2 separate regions of the Homo sapiens genome follow, and region 2 is linked to region 1. The links are chromatin loops, found by intact Hi-C in ENCODE. Cell type or tissue: psoas muscle. All regions are shown on one strand. Links, peaks and the distances in the headings refer to the core of each region. The heading gives the core; the rest is flanking DNA. Region 1 overlaps ITPR1 (inositol 1,4,5-trisphosphate receptor type 1). Region 2 overlaps ITPR1 (inositol 1,4,5-trisphosphate receptor type 1).

Evidence for each region. Peaks named below come from ENCODE experiments on the same cell type or tissue, not always from the same donor. Only the 100,000 strongest peaks of a DNase experiment are listed, where the experiment ranks them.
Region 2: it touches region 1 in a loop (2.6-fold over the local background); 9 of 110 quality-filtered maps call a loop at or near these places.

What each region holds. Positions count from the first base shown.
Region 1 is chr3:4,719,646-4,725,025 of GRCh38, forward strand. All of the region lies in intron 40 of ITPR1 (inositol 1,4,5-trisphosphate receptor type 1), which reads left to right. Among named protein-coding and RNA genes, the nearest start is that of EGOT, 29 kb to the right of the region's middle. In psoas muscle, for the core only: CTCF peaks have their summits at 1,202 and 2,598 (motif pointing right); DNase peaks (open chromatin) are centred at 1,256 and 2,696; H3K27ac peaks cover 2,186 bases.
Region 2 is chr3:4,804,744-4,810,123 of GRCh38, forward strand. ITPR1 (inositol 1,4,5-trisphosphate receptor type 1) reads left to right here. Exons shown (of 62, transcript NM_001378452.1): 55 at 1,360-1,524. Among named protein-coding and RNA genes, the nearest start is that of EGOT, 56 kb to the left of the region's middle. In psoas muscle, for the core only: a CTCF peak has its summit at 2,731; DNase peaks (open chromatin) are centred at 3,338 and 4,078; H3K27ac peaks cover 1,694 bases.

The sequences.
Region 1 (5,380 bases), core at 215-5,214:
AGGCCACTTGATGTGCAATTAATGACTTGATAAAAAGTACAATGCCTACTGAGGCCCTGTCAGTGCTCTGAGAAAACAGGGTGAAATGAGGACACAGGTGTAGATTTCCTGCAAGAAAAGCGCATGGTATGGGGTCTTCCCCGCTGCATTCTAGAATAAAATTTTGTTTGAAACCAGGAAGAGGAGGGGTTGTTTGTTTTTTGGCAAGCAAAGAGGCAGGGTCTCCATCCTTACCCCCTGATTTTTCTTAATCCCCTGGGGCTGGGGCAGGGGGACAGATGGGGTGGAGGAGAGAGAGAAACTCCTCATGTTGTTGTACCTTCCGCTCAGAGCTGGGTGAATTGTTACACATGTGTACACCTGTGTAGCCGCCACCTAAATCAAGACACAGAATGTTTCCATCATCCCAGAAAGTTCCCTCCTCTAGCCATTCTTGGCTTGAAAGAGTTAACAGCTGGTGCTAAAGACATTCATTTATATGACTAATATTTGAGTGCCTGTTACGTCCAGGGGGATTTGGATACAGTGGTGCCCCAAATGGGCACAGTGTCTGCCATTCTGGAGATTACAGTTTTGTGGGGGGCAAAGGGACAATAATACAGATTCATGCAAGATGACAGCTCTCAGCTGTGAGACACATTAGAAAGGAGAAGCTCATGGAATCCGGGGACTTCTACCTAAGCAGGGAGGCCAGGTAGCGGCTTAGGAGATCAGGTGATGACAGGTGAGTGGCCCCAACAGGTAATCATGTGAATTGCTTTCCTATGCTTTAAAGTGCTGCACTAATCAAACGGATAGTTCCAGCGAAGTACTCCCGAGGTGGTGAGCAGAACAGTAGTCCACCTAGTTTTCATAGATGTGTCTGTAGAAGGGATTGGTGTGTTTAGAAAGCAGGTACTGTGGTTCAGTGGACGTGTCTGTTTCTACGTATTTGAGATGTGATTCCCACTGAATCACTGCCTCCTTGGAACTGTGGAATCTCTGGAGCCATTGGTGCCAGCTAGCAACTTTGCCCTCCTGCATTGCAACAAAAAAGCTAAATTCACATTCCAGCTACTCAGGGCGGCTGCAGCCTGCATATGTTAACTCCTCGACTTCTCCTACTTGAGCTGCTTCTGCCGGCAAAAGATGCCATTGTAAAATTCGAGGTAGAGGGGGAAACAGGAGAAACAAAGAGTGATTAAATTTCACCTTCAGGGGGCGTTCTCATGACGCCCAACCCAGGGTGGAGATGTCCTACTTTTTACATTGCTGTGAACTGCTGGGTTGGGTACCTGCCAGTGTTCAGGCAGCAGTTACATAAGAGCTGCTTTTTTTCCTGGAATTTAGGCTCACTGCTGATGTGTGACCTTCAGCAGTAATTGCCAATAAATGCAGTGGGGCTGTTTACTGTTAGACACTGGCAACCACAGAGCAAACTCAACTCAGAACATACAGAACCTATTGCAAAGTCAGTGGAGGGATATATATATATATATATTTATATATATTTATATATGTCTGTGTGTAGATACGTGTGTGTGCGTGTATATATATATATATATATATATATATATATGCATATCACTGAGATTATTCCGTAATGACTGAAGTTGTATAATTTGGTCATGTCAGAATGTGTTTTTAAAAAATGAACTTTGCTATTGGGTTCTGATGAGCTTGTCCTATAAACTGTAGGTGAAACCACATTGTTGGAGCTAAATAATTTTTGCTTAGTTCTGTTTCTAAAAACAAATAGAGTTAGTAAAGATAGTTGTCTCAGCAGATAGGAAGATTTAAAGTTGTTCTACTGAAATGCTAGATAACTTCTATTTTAGCTCAATTTTCTTTAAAGCTTTCTGTTTTCTTAGTGTGGGTTTTCAGAGGCTGATGCAGGATCGGGCCCAGCAAACATATTTGCAAGCCTGTTCACTGTTGGTCTCCTCTGAGGTTATGAGTGAGTGGAAAGGAACTCTGAAGACTGATTCGAGCGGCTGGAGATACAAATTGTCTTTGATTTGCTGATAACTAGATCTACGGTACAGTTACATTTTTTGAATTGCATTCGGTTTCTATCAGGTTAGTCATAGAAAGAGACATCCCATTTCAAAGGAAAATTCTAGAAGCCCCAGGGTAGGAAGGGGATTACTGCTGAGGGCAGTAGAAAACAAAGGGTATTTGCAGGCCGCGATCTGTGCTGGTCTGTGATAGGCACACATGAAGCGGATGGATGGATGTGCGTGGGTGCTGTTGTGCAGACACCAGAAATAGTCACCTTAGGAAGTCTGTGTGCTCCTTTTCATTTAAGAATGATAAAGTATAATTTCTTTCATTTGTAGTAGAAATTTGTCCCTTGATAAAATGCTGGGTACATTATGTGTTGCAAGTGAGTAGATCAGTGTCGCATATGCATATATTCAGTTACTACCCAAGGTACCATAATGAGGGCCTGATTCGTGGCCTCATCCAGGAAGGACACTTAAGATTCAGTGACTTGAGGTGCAGTTTGAATTTCTATTTCAAAGCCATTCATTGGGAGTCATTTTTCTATTAAGTTAGGTTTTGCTCACCTCGCCTAAAAACACTGGGAAGACAAGATTGCAGAGTAAATATGAAGAGGCAGTAGAGGGCACTAGTTGGTTTCTCAGTTCAAAACCAGAGCACATCAGATCACTATGAATCGCCTGCTGATGTGTGAGATTGGCCTTGACTGGAGGTGCCAGCGCCTGAACGCAGTGACTGGTCCTGGGACTAAGCAGGAATACAGAACATGGGAATTTCAGAGAGCCCGTGCCCTCAAAATGTTCCCCCTAAACACATGTTCAATGAGGGCTTCACCTTTCATGTAAAAAACGTGACAATAAAAATATAATTCCATTTATTCATTTACTAAACATTATCTTTTCCTTGGGGTATTATACATTGTATTTATACAGATCTTATTTGAACATATATATCCTATTAATATGCTTATATTTATTGAAATTACAGCTTATTGCCATAAAATAACCTTATCCTCAAGGAAACATAGCCAACATCCGCATTAGAAGGAAGTGCTAGTATAGGCTATGGGTGGTTTTACCGACTTAGATACCATGTATGGCCTGGCCCCTTCCATGCCTGGCCCATGGGTTGGATTATTTAGGGAACTTGCCAGCTAGATATTGTGAAATGAAATTTACTGAAAATAAACCAAGGATTAATTAGTATTTTAGTTAGAAGGAATCCTAAAGAATATTTGCAGCCATGTGTGGTGACTCACACCTGTAATCCCAGCACTTTGGGAGCCCGAGGCAGGCGGATCACTTGAGGTCAGGAGTTCGAGATCAGCCAGGCCCACATGGTGAAACCATGTCTCTACTAAAAATACAAAATTAGCTGGGTGTGGTGGTGCATGCCTGTAGTCCCAGCTACTCAGGAGGCTGAGGCAGGAGAATCGCTTGAACCCTGGAGGCGGAGGTTGCAGTGAGCCGAGATCATGCCACTGCACTTCAGCCTGGGAGACAGAGCAAGACTCCATCACAAAAACAGACAGACACACAAAAAAAGAATATTTGCTTTGTCCTCCTTGAGTAGGTCAGGAAGTGGATGCCCAGAGAGGTTCAGTGACTGGCTCAGGGCCACACAGAGAGCCAGAGCTAAACCCTGGATGAGCCATAGTCACAGGATGCTCATGCAGTGCTCTGGGGTTTTCCAGTCTATTCCACGAAGGGATCACATTGAAAAGTGTTTTTCTGGTTAGACACGATTCTTGAAGATGCAAAGCATCCTCTGTTTTCTCAAACGGCTTCGTAAAATTTTCAAGGGAAAAGACAGTTATTAATTTAAATTTAATTTTTGTTTTAAGAATTAATTAAACTAATTTTAGAACAAGCATGACAGCAGTTTAACAGAGGAAATAGTGTGTCAGTACAATCATAAAACATAATCCCTGCCGGGTGATTAAGAAATAGATATATACTACCTATTTCTATTCTGAAAGAATTCAAGATGCTTCTCTGGACAAAGAGAGCACAGGCAAGAGAATTCAAACAGACGACATACTAGTTCCATCTTTATTTTCTTTTGCTTTTGTTTTGATTGGCAAAGGGGTAAGAGGGTAGCTCCGTGCATTCCTATGGTGAATCCATGCCTATAATTCTTTTGTTCTGATCATATTGGATCAGTATAAAGGATGCTGTAGTGGGAGGGTTTCCCATGCAAATAGTAGAATATAATACTTCTGTCTATATCTCTGTCTGCTCTAAAATGCATGGGAAATTGCTTTAATTCTGCTTTTTCTCATATGTTCTTTTTGCACTAAGGGAAGATAGCAAAAATGTTTACACAGTTTTAATTCTTTAGCATACAGAATGTAAGGGTAGAGTTAAAAATGCATTCTTGGATTGTGATCTTTCTATCATTTTGAAAATACCTTTACCTGTGCTCTGCTTTTACTTTCCTTCCCCACTCATGTCCTTCCTACCACCAGCACTGTCCCTCCCCACCCCGAGCAGGAGGCTGCATGCTTCAGAGGGAAGTTTTCTCCCTGAGATTAGTGGAGTTGGACTCATGCAGGAAAGGTCGTCTGTCCAGAATTGAGTGAGCAACCCTTGTTGTCTTTGCCGAAGTAGTTTAATGCCCTGGATCTTTCTTTCATTTTCTCTGTTGGGAAATAGACAAAAGACAGAAATCATTAGATTACATAATATAGCAGCCCTATATTAAGAGGCTTTCTTCCCTCTTGGGGATCAAACTATCAAAAGGGTAATGTTGAGCTGGACGAAGACACCACCAGATTTCGTAGTGTCACTCATCTCATGCTTTCAACACCAGCCCTGGCCTGCCACCTGACAGCCACCTTCTGGCCCTGAGGTGAGTGTGCTGGAGCCCTGTTAGAGGCCAAGGTCACATAGTTGCAGCGTGAGCCTCGGGTTTGTCTCGTGGCCTCAGACTACACCTCACACTAGTCACACCGCTGGTGTGTGACTTTGGTCCCGAGATGCCCAGGTGGGGTCTGGCAGTTCCATCTGACATCTCTTCTCTGCTCCAGGCACATGTCCTTTTGGAGGGCAGATTCACGGCACTGTCTGCAGATGGAGCGGTGGACTTTTCTCCAGGCACACCTTTGTGTAGCCCCTGCATGCCCTCTCACCCCTTCCCCCTCACCTGCATGTCCTTTCGAGGCATCCTTTTGTTGCTCATCCATGGGCTGGAAATTATTAAATCAAGGGGGAGGGTGGTATCTGTGTGGCATGGCTGGGATGGGGCCAGGAAACCCAGACCATGAAGCCCTCAAGGGAAACGCATGGGGTGGGAAACTCATCTCCAAAGTAACCCTGAGTGCAGGAAACCTTGTTTCTCCCAGAGACACTGGAGCAGGGAGACTGCATCCCCTAAGCCCAAGCTGGAGCCTAGGTCT
Region 2 (5,380 bases), core at 230-5,229, 85 kb after region 1:
AGGTGAGAATTTTGGAAAAAATTGGCAGATTGAATGCTTAGCCTGTCTGAGAAAGCCAGCAGCGATCTGTGGGTGTCGGCTTCCTCGCTTATCTGATTGCCGAGAAGCTCACTTACACCGACCTACCAGATTAACTGGCAGTATTTCCCCCGCACCTGTGGCCAAGGGAGCTAGAGTAGCAGAAGATGGTTTTACCAAGTGCATCCAGAGAGGTCCCTCTCTGGCCTCCTCCTGAGCCAAGTTTTTCTGTCAACATATTGCTAGAGATGGACTTCCAGGCATTGGGGTTTCTATCAAAGGTGAGACTATATTGCACAGTAGTTCAGTTAGGACTCCTTCAGTTGCAGATGTCAGAAAACCTAATCCATGCTAGCCTCAGCAAAGGAGAATATGTATTGGTTCATTTTGACCAAGAAACCAACAGCCTCGCTTCAGGCACAGCTGATACAGGGGCTCACACAGTGTCCTCAGGGCCCAGTTCCTCCTTGCCATCTTTTGGCTCTGTGTCCCCAGTGCTGGTGGTGCCTTCAGTGTTGGTAATGTGGCAGCTCCAGAGTTCACAGCTGCTCAGGTTCAAGGTCAGTGGGAAAGAACAAAATTATCTTTGGCTGCAATCCCAAGAAAGAGCTCAGTGGACATCATTGGCTCCATTTGGTCCTGTGTCTATCTCTAAACCAGTCATTGTACCCAGGGGAATACAATATTGTGATGGCCAGGTTGGAGCCCCACCCAGACCTCAAAGACTGCTACTCAGAGAGGAATGGTCCCCAAAGGAAAATTAGAAGTTATTCCCAGAAGAGAGGGCAGGGGAATAGAACTCATCCTGAAGTCCCTTATATTTTTTTTCCCCCAAGAAAATTGTTGTTTTCCCTGTGAACTTAGGAGCATTGAAAGGCAAGAACTGATCACTGCTCATTAAATTGCCACCTTACAGTGCCTAGAATGTAACAAATTCAGAAAATGCTTTTGATCATGCTGATCACAGGGTTCGTGGATTGAGGTGACTTCTGTGTTTGACTAACTCATACAAGAATGTTAGAAATGATTCATATCTCATTTTGAAAATCATAATCTCAGTATGTGTTAATTTTGTTTTTGCCATAGAGAAATGCTACTTGATTACTGTTGCGCATGAAGTTATTTGACTACCATGTAATTTGTAATATGCCTGAAAAGCAAAGTAATGAAATGACTTAGATCTGCAAATGGGTCTTGGCGGGTTTGGTGGGCACCGGGTGGAAAAGGAAGCGTTTGTTTGGGCACGGTGACTGAAATACATTTGTGTGAGATGCTCTCGTTGCTCTCATGAAGAGTTTGGCACAGTCCGTGCCATCTGACTGTTCCTGTCATTGTTCTCAGGTATGCAATAAAATCATCTTTCTAATGAGCTTTGTGGGCAACTGTGGGACATTCACAAGAGGCTACCGAGCCATGGTTCTGGATGTTGAGTTCCTCTATCATTTGTTGTATCTGGTGATCTGTGCCATGGGGCTCTTTGTCCATGAATTCTTCTACAGTCTGCTGGTGAGTACCTGGTGTGGAAATATTTTATGTGTGGGGAAACTAGGAGAGTGTCCTATGTCCTCTCTCTCATCACAGACCCTTCCTTTTAATGGTGATTGGTGTGCCTGGTCCACCAAGATTGAAGCTCCACAGTTGGCAGCCTTTGGGGGATCTGAGAGGAAAGCTCCACAGGAATTGGGTCAGCCCAGGAATTCAAGAGTCACACAACCGCACTGTGTACTGGGCACTCCCGATCTGTTACTTCTCAGTAATGGAACATGCCTGTAGTAGGTTCAGGAGATGTTTCCTTTCCATGCACCTTTGTTTTTCTTTACTTCTTAGACTCAGCCGCACTTACACCAAGAGGAGTGTTTTTGAGGCTGTCATCCAACAGCTCTCAGGGAGTCCATTTCTTGTGAACACGTGTAGCGACCATAAGAGTAGGAGCTAGTTTTGAAGCCCCGGGATTCATGATCATGAGCTCAGTAGATTTATTGGTCTAGGAGACCCTTTCAGTAGCTCATTTTCCTCCGATATGAGCCAAGTGCTTAATGTCTTGACAGTCTGTAAGACAAGCTGGTTCCATCACCTTCCTCCTGAGCAGGTTTTTAAATGACAAATCAAGGAACTACTTACTTTCCTGTAGTTGGAGGGAATCTAGACCTGTGGCGTTGTAGATAAGAAACCATTTTCTTGTGCCTACATAAAATGACAGGAAGCATAAAACTGACCTATCTGCAAGCAACACCATAAACAGCCTAGGAATATTAAAATATTTGTGAGGACAAAAATGATCAAGGCCTAAGGGTTGGCTTACAAAGAGGGGGACTTACAAAGAGAGGGGGGCTTACAAAGAGAGGGGGGCTTACAAAGAGAGGGGGGCTTACAAAGAGAGGGGGGACTTACAAAGAGAGGGGGGCTTACAAAGAGAGGGGGGCTTACAAAAGGCAGAGCAAGGGAAGCTCTTCAGGGAGATGCTTAGAAAACCCCCCCGAAGCGCGTATGAGAGGCATCCAGCCACGATCTAGTTTGATCCTATTGCGTTTTCTTAAAGTGAACTGAGGAGCAGTTCAGCATCAGAAGCTGGGAGTTACTCTTATCTTTCTGCAATAGGTTAGAGATTTGAAAGTACAAAATGCAACTGTGTGAGATGCTCCCTTCGCTTAACGTACTTGACTGCCTTGTGCCACAGTTTCCTCATCTACAAAATGAGAACAGTGTATCTCCCTCACAGGGCCGTCACAGGGATTACATGCAGCTGTTCAGGTCAGGGTCTTAGAATAGCACTGCCGAATGATTGCCAGCTATTTTATTGTCTTTGTCATTCTATATTCCTTCCCCCGTCCAAAACACCATAAGGAATTCACCGTTCAGATCACTAGGATTAGCTCATACCATTAGGGGTGGATTTTGGCAGGCTAAAGGGAATGGATTCTTTTCCCTCATCTTAAAATAGGTCTGGCTATATTTTGAGGTTTTAGGCAAAGAGGTCTCAGGATATCCTTGTGATTCCCATTATGTCGCCTATTTTGGTCACTTTGTATCAGAAACCTTTAGAGACTTACGTCTGTTTCTGGAACTTTTTGTCTCATGCCATCATGTCCCTGGACAACAAATTCCTGTCCTCCCTTGGGAGGGCGGCAGAGTTCAGTTGGTGGTCTCTCTCATCCCTGCCAAGGGCTCTCTCCCAAGAGACAGGAGATGCCCCTTTGGTCAACGCCACCTTGCCCCAGTAGACACTTCGACCTTTCCTCCAATCTGCCTCCAGTTGGCTTGGCTTCTTTTCTGTTCATTTGAGTCCTCTTCTCTTCATCACTTGCAATGCAGGCCAGTGCCAGTGCCTGACGCAGGGCACATAATGGTGAGAGGAACACAGTCCCTACCCTCATAGGCCTCACAGTCAGGAGCACATTACAGGGACAGCCGTTTTGTGAGTGGTCACCCTGCACTCTTCTCTACACACTCTCACTACCACCTTTGAGGTAGATGGTATCTTCCAATTACACCTGAGGAAACTGAGGCTTGGTGAGGTTAGGTAACTTGCTCAGAGTCACACTGTCAGTAACTGGTGGAGGCAGGAGAGCCTCACAACTCTGTTGATTCCCAAGTTGACACTGCCTTTTATTCAAGCATGTGAAAAAGTCCTTGCATCAGTGAAACTGGCATTTCACGTTCCAGTTTGCATCTGTGCTTTCAAGTCTCCAACCTATCACAGAAAGATAAGAGTAACTCTCAGCTTCTGATCATGCTACCTCAGTTCACTTTTAGGAAACGCAATAGGATCAAACCAGATTATGGTTGGCTGCCTCTCCTGTGCTTTGCGGGGGGATTTTCTAAGCTGTGTGGACCTTGACTTGTTTGTGTCTTCAAGTGATGTGCTCCTTTTGGTATCAAAGCAGTACTCAATGTGTCTGGTAAGAACCAGAAAACACTGACACTTCAAATTATTCTACTAATAAGGAAAGCCTGCAACCAAAAGAAATCGGGCTGCCTGTAAAAGGAGAGAGACCTGAGCAGGGAACACCCATGTGTTCCAGAGTTGGGAGAGCTCCCTCCATGCCAGCAGGCCGGAAGGTAGGGAGGGTGATCTGGTGGCCTAATTAAACTGCTGCCCCCCCTCCCCCACAAAGACTGGCCGGACCTGGTCGTGAGCCTGCATTAAAGCTGTGTCCTTAGAAAAATATTAACACCTGGAGATGAAAATGTGCAAAGTTCATAAGCAGGCAGTTAACAAAAGCAGAAATCCAGATGGTCAGTAAACATGGAAAAATGTTCATCCTTGGTGCTAAACAAAGACATGCTAATTAAAACAGCGCAATCCTGTGTTTTACCTGTGACATTAGTAAAGGTTAAAAAGCCTGATGGTGCCCAGTACTAGTGAGAGTGGGGTAAAATGGGCATGATTCTTTACTAGTGGTGAATGTAAACTGATCCTGCCTTTCTGAAAGCAGCAGGCAAAATGTTTCTCTTATACCATTTGACTCAAATACTCCATTTCCAAAAATTCGCCGAAAAGGAATAACTAGACGAGCACGTATGGAGGCATGTATAGAAGTGTTCCTCACAGCATTATTTGTTATGACATATAATTGGAAACATCTTGACTGTTTTTAAAAAACATATTGGTTATGTTAATCATGTTTTTCCCATATAGTGAAATACCAGGTGATCATTTTTGACAGGAAAATGTTCCTGATGGCTTGGTGAAAGGCTGGTTATGTGCCAGTATTATGGTCTAATATTTTTGTAAACAATATATATCTATAAATTGCATTTTTTAAGGCCAGAAGGAATTAAGCTATTGAGCGAATGTCTCTAGATGGTGAATTATTAGTGACTTTTTTTCCTTTGTGCTTTTTTTTGTTTTCCAAGTTTTCTCCATTGAACATGTATAATTTTCCAATTAGAAGAAAGCTTTTCTTTTATATAAATAATACTTATTGATTGTTTTAAAATCAGAAACTATAGATGAGTGAAAAGGAAAAAATCGCTTGTCATTTCTATGATTTGGAGCCTGTGTAATCTCTGCGGTCCTTAACCACAGAAAACAAGTGCCATTTGTTTGTTGTCTGAAGTTGCGCTTACTTGCCACTTTATATTGAGCTGCTGGAAAACATTTAACCAACATTAACAGCAACACTTTGCCTTCTGTCATATTGTATTGACTAAAATCCCTCTTCCTTGCTTCCCTTTAAGTATCCTACTCTACCCAATGCCCTTCACAGAACTAGTCTCAGAACACAGATTGGTGTCAAGGAGGCAGAAAAGCCAATCGACCGGAAAATGACCTCAGATGAAAAATTCTAAATTGGAAGGGACTCAGAGATCAGCTGTCTCAGTCCACTTATTTTACAGATGAGGAAACAGATCCAGAGAG